2 separate regions of the Homo sapiens genome follow, and region 2 is linked to region 1. Evidence: read pairs that join two places in POLR2A ChIA-PET (ENCODE). Cell type or tissue: B cell. All regions are shown on one strand. Each heading gives the region's core, and the rest is flanking DNA. Links, peaks and the distances in the headings are about the cores only.

Region 1 (2,936 bases), core at 269-2,768:
TATAGGTGTTAACCTATATTGTTTTAAGGGTTCATTGACTGCCTAATAAATATCTTCTCAAAGTCTGGACAAAAACATTCTCAAAAAAAGTATATGTTCCTTTCTCTGTCCCTAGACAATAAACCACTTGAGGATAAATCTGTGTGTATATTACTTGTGAGTCCTCAGAGCCTACCACATTGCTTGGAACATAATAGGCACCCATTTATATTTTTAAATAAATGAATGGAATCATCAAATCTACTACCAAAGTGGTATGTTGGAAAAATGTTATTAATAATTAAGGTGGATAACAGGGAAGGAAGATTAGTACGTGGTTCTACTTCTGACTTCATATAACTGCCTGAATGTCCATTTTAGTAGTTGTCAAAAATTCAGTTAAACTGTTTTGTGTTCCATGTATAAATGGAATCATGTAGTATTTGTCTTTTTGTGCCTGGCTTACTTCATTTAACATAATGTCCTCCAGTTCATCCATGTTGTTGCAAATGATAAGATTTCACAGAAATAGGGAGTAAAACAGTGGTTACCAGAGGCTGGGGAGTAGGGGATAGGAGATTGGGAAGATATTGGCCAAAGGAAACAAAATTTCAGTTACAAAGGATAAATAAGTTTAAGAGATTTATTTTACATATCATATTGCATATTAAAAAATTGCTAAGAGAGAAGGTTTTAATGGTTCTCACCACACACACAAAAAAAGTATGTAAGGTAAATAGATTGATTTGAGATATATATATATATCTCAAAAACATCATATTTTACATCACAAACATACAACTTTTATTTGTCAATTAACAGTATAAAAACAATGAATAACAATTCAAGTTTGCACAATTAAATCACTATCTCTGGTAGAATTGATGAAGCCTAGATTTCTAAATTAAAAATTATTATATTAAATGAGTTTGTAACCAAAATGGCTAAAACAGACTTAGAGTCCAAGTCTGTAGGACACAAAATCACCTGCATTTTTCACTACAACAAAATGGAATGAGAGTACAGAATTGAGCAATGTAACTGTCAATCACTGAGCAGTGACAGCAGTGGTCACAGTGGTCGGCTCCATTGAACCTTCTGGGGAGAGTTGCATGACAAAATGCTGTACTCTCTCTGACCTTCATTTGGAAAGCCATGAGCCTTGTCAGGCTTGGCTAGAAGACGTTCCCTCCAATTTGTGCGAGGGGCCCTCAGAATGTACTAGTATTATCAGAAAACACCCAAGCCACAGGAAATATAACTCTCAAGTAAGAAGAACACATCTAAGTAACAATAGCAGCACCTTAAATTTGAAAGCTCGCATTTACCTAAGCAGCACTTTCATCTAAAACAAAAGAAATTTGGAGGGTATTTTTAGTAATGGTCCTGGTCAAAGAAAAGCATCTGCTTTCATGATTTCAAGCAGCAAATCTACTTTTGTGAATATGCTGTGGGGGCTTGAAAGGATCTCTCAACAGACTCATACATGTTAAACTGCCTGATGCTTAATGTTAGGCTTATCTTTTTTTTTTTTTTTGATAAATTCTCCTTGGGATGCTTCTCCTACTCATCAAAGTTTGAAAATTCATCTTGAAGAGATCACAGTTCTTAACCCAGGTTTTAAATCTAATCAGATGACAGAACCTAGAAATTCATTAACAGTGACTCACAAATCCTCTCCTATTCCTTTTTTTTTTTTTTCTGTTGCCCTTCTAGCACCTGTGGGTTCCTCACTTTACTGTGATTTACCACACACACACACCAAAATCTGGATTGGGCTTTGCTATCTCTCATGTTTCCTCTGGCTTATCCATCTTACAAGTCACTACCTGACATAATTGCATAAATGGCAACTCCAATTACACAATTACCGTCTTCAAAAGGTCTTTTACCTTATAAGGTGAAATGCAAGTTAGCTCATCATTTTCATTTTCAACTCACTTTTCTCACCTTAAGTTTTTAAGGCATTGTATGCTCTTGTCAAATAGGTCTCCTCACTGTTTTTCCTATGGATGTCATATTGATTATTGGCTTGGCATTGTTTCTTTCTCTAACTCATTCCTTTTTATGGCTGAGTAGTATTCCATCAATTCCTATATATATATATATATATATATATATATATATATATATATAGGAATTCCATATATATGGTGGAATATATATATATTCCATGTGATATATATATATATCGCAATACATATATATTCCATGTGATTTATATATATATATGATGGAATATATATATATATAATCCATGTGATATGTGTGTGTTTGTGTATATATATATGTGTGTGTGTGTGTGTGTGTGTGTGTGTGTGTGTATCACAATTTCTTTATCCACTCATTGATTTTATGTGCCTTGGTCTATTTTTCTTTATTTTCTTTATTTTTTATTTTTATTTTTCCATAGGTTATTGGGGTACAGGTGGTGTTTGCTTACATGAGTAAGTTCTTTAGTGGTGATTTGTGAGATTTTGATGCACCCATCACCTGAGCAGTATACACAGCACCCTATTTTTAGTCTTTTATCCCTCACTCCCCTCCCACTCTTCTCTCCAAGTCTCCAAAGTCCATTGTATCATTTTTATGCCTATGCGTCCTCACAACTTAGCTCCCACATATCAATGAGAATATACAATGTTTGGTTTTCCATTCCTGAGTTACTTCACTTAGAATAATATTCTCCAATTTCATCCAGGTCGCTGCAAATGCTATGATGGAATTCCATATATATGATGGAATATATATATATTCCATGTGATATATATATATTCCATGTGATATACATATATGATGGAATATATATATTCCATGTGATATACATATATGATGGAATATATATATTCCATGTGATATACATATATGATGGAATATATATATTCCATGTGATATACATATATGATGGAATATATATATTCCATGTGATATACATATATGATGGAATATATATATTC
Region 2 (2,936 bases), core at 278-2,777, 410 kb before region 1:
AGTATTTGATATATAAAGTAAATATAAACATTTATGGTCGTATGTTTATTCAGTTAATATGTATTATATCAAGAAGTCTTACATGTTGGACTGCTAACTATATTATCCTTGTCAGTGTTCTATATAATATTGTCTTTAGATAAACTTTTTTGGGGTATTCTTATTGGATTTCATCAGACTTATGAAAGTAATGACATACCCATTTGCCCAGAATGATGCTCCAAGATTTTATTTTTTAGTTACCTCAGACATCTTCTAAATTGTTTATTCATTATATAATCTTAAATTTAAGGGAACTGAGCATAAATATGTTGAATTAGTGGCTTCCTATTAGATCCCAGTGAACTCCTCTTAAAACAGGGCTCTTATCTGTGTAGCATATGCGCAGTTGTGATGTTGTGAAAGTTTGTCTTTACATCACTCTCTTCCCTATACTCACCTTCAGCAGGCCCTGCTTTCACTTTGGCATGCTCCACTCACCCAGCAGCAATTTTTACAATCAGTAATAGCTCTTTCACGAGTGCTTCTTTCTCCTCTGGGCCTTCCACTGATGCGACCTACAAAGTCCTTTCATCCCTCAGCCGCCCCTTTATGTCCGCGGAATTCTTTCCAACTATGTTCTATCAGAGGAGCCGGCCACTACAGCCGCCTAATCCATGACACGGTATCATTGTGCAATCACTTTAAATGAACCTCTCTTCAAAAGTTTTCTGAAAAGAATTCATAATCCAAAGGAGTATCCATGCTTCCACAGATACCCTGCTGTGTTGGTCAGGTGGTGTTTTAGGGAGCACTTTCAGTATGTCTCAGGTCCCTCCCACCAGCAGCCACTTCATTTGTCCACACAGATCTAAGCCTTGGATGCAAGCAAATGGGAAACCTGGCCCTTACTTGAGGAAGCAATTTTGTTTTTGAAAATGTTGGGATTGGAAGATGAACTCTCTATCAGCAAAATATTAAGATACTCCTTGAAAATTTATATACTTAAAAAATTGTACATTGCATTACCTGTTCCCCTGGTCTCTTTTTCTATTCCCTCTTTGCAATATGAGGCAGGCAGCCACTGCGTGTCCCTTGTACCATAGTGACTATGTTGTCACTCAGACTTACCCTGTGTGCTCTCCCTTCTGCCCCACCAAAGCCACCAGAGGTGTAATTAGTGATTATTTATCCAGAAATGTCTTGAACAGGGTTTAAGAACTCTTTGAAGAGAATATGTACCACTTGTTGGATGAAAGAGAGAATTTGAAACGGTTGGGGAGAGGTTTAGGGACAGAGGGCAAATTTCATTCTGCCTTCTATCTCCTCTATTAAATCACAGATAAAGCATCTTCCTATGTGCAAAGACAGGGTACATAAACAAATATTTCCCAACTTAGTGTAGTCTTAAATCTTTAAATAAAGAGTATCCATATCAAATGGAATGCAATTTTATATTAAAAATCATCACTCAAGATTCAAAAGGAAGAAATAAGATTCTAAGTAAAAGATTTTGAACACTACTAAAGTAAGAAACATTCTACAACTTTCTTATTCCTTTTGACCCCTTTAGCAAAGGCTAAATAGCTAGCCAACAGATTTCCTCCCAACTATTCCATTTAACTTCCTTTCTTCCTTCCATCTGTCATTCATTCATTCTTTCCTTCCTTCCTTCATCTTTTCTGCTTCCTCTTTTCATTTTCAAGTTGTAAATTCTTTAGTATCAGTTGTGAACTCAGTAAAGCTACACACACACACACACACACACGCACAACTGGTTATTAACAGGATTTTTCCTTTGCGTTGGAAAATTACATTTTCTGTTTCAGAACCATAGGGTATTATTCTTTTTTGATTTATCAGAATCACTTCAAAATAAAATACCTTCACTAAAGGAGCTTATTTCTAAACAATTGATGATGCATGTTATAGATAATATGGTCATAGAATAACTTCTATGATTATTTTTTGTTATTAATCACTGTAATTACTCTATGATTGCAATGATGATTAACTTACAATGAATAAGGTCTGTGCTTGTGTTGGTTATATAGTATTTGTGAAGGATTTATGTTCATGCATCCACACAGTCTCATCTCATCCTTACGTAGCCGTGAGATTCTAGTCTGTGTAGCCTACGGCCGCAAAATAAACTCACCCACAGGAGAATAAAGCCTATGGTTTCTCTCACATTATCAGTGGGCTATAAGCTCTTAAACTCCACAGGTCAGTGATGATTAACTGAGCATTCTAAAACTTGGTGAATGTGTATGCTCTACACTCTCATACGTTCCATAATAAGCACTGTCTGTATTGTTTGAATGACTGTCCTGAAGAGTTCGCTCAAGCCGTTTTATCACATTTCAAGCTGTATTATTTAGCATCTTAAACTTAAGAAAAACTTAAGAATGATTTTTTTTCTGGCTTTTCACTAGTATTTGATGACACTTATTTTCCAGTCTACATAAGATAATTAAAATAAATGAACTACTCAACACAGTAGTGTTTAATTATAGCAGACAATACATTTTAAAAGGTAAAGTCTATACTTGTGTGCATATGCTCCCTTTCATCTTTTGGGACTTGGGATCACTAAATGTTAGTTTTCCTGTTACTGTAGAGCAGGAGAACTGATCCTCTTCACAAAAGAGGGCTCCTTGTGAGGATGTTAACAGTCTAGCTCAAAGAACCAAAGTGCCTCAGAATCACCCAGGTGCATGTTAAAATCCAGATTCATGGGCCCCACCTCAGGCCCACTTAGCTGCAATCTCAGGAATCTGCATTATAACAGGCTCCTCAGGTGGTTCTTCCATAGCACTTATTTGCATGCTACTCTCTTAAGGTGAGGGGAAGCATAAGATCCACAGGTCCCTCTAATGCCATAATTTTTTTTTCTCTCCGTTTGTTATTCACTCCTGTTCTCTCCACTAATGTTCACAAATTTTGTGGAACTTTTA

Evidence for each region. ChIA-PET counts read pairs that join two places held together with the same protein. Peaks named below come from ENCODE experiments on the same cell type or tissue, not always from the same donor. Only the 100,000 strongest peaks of a DNase experiment are listed, where the experiment ranks them.
Region 2: POLR2A ChIA-PET joins it to region 1 with 5 read pairs; 3 of 35 experiments call an interaction of 5 or more read pairs at or near these places.

The regions. Positions count from the first base shown.
Region 1 is chr5:89,307,665-89,310,600 of GRCh38, forward strand. All of the region lies in intron 7 of MEF2C-AS1 (MEF2C antisense RNA 1), which reads left to right. Among named protein-coding and RNA genes, the nearest start is that of LINC02161, 270 kb to the right of the region's middle. In B cell, for the core only: no CTCF peak of the experiment used is centred there; no DNase peak of the experiment used is centred there; H3K27ac peaks cover 757 bases.
Region 2 is chr5:88,895,220-88,898,155 of GRCh38, forward strand. All of the region lies in intron 1 of MEF2C-AS1 (MEF2C antisense RNA 1), which reads left to right. It also overlaps a transcript of MEF2C not described here. Among named protein-coding and RNA genes, the nearest start is that of MEF2C-AS1, 13 kb to the left of the region's middle. In B cell, for the core only: no CTCF peak of the experiment used is centred there; no DNase peak of the experiment used is centred there.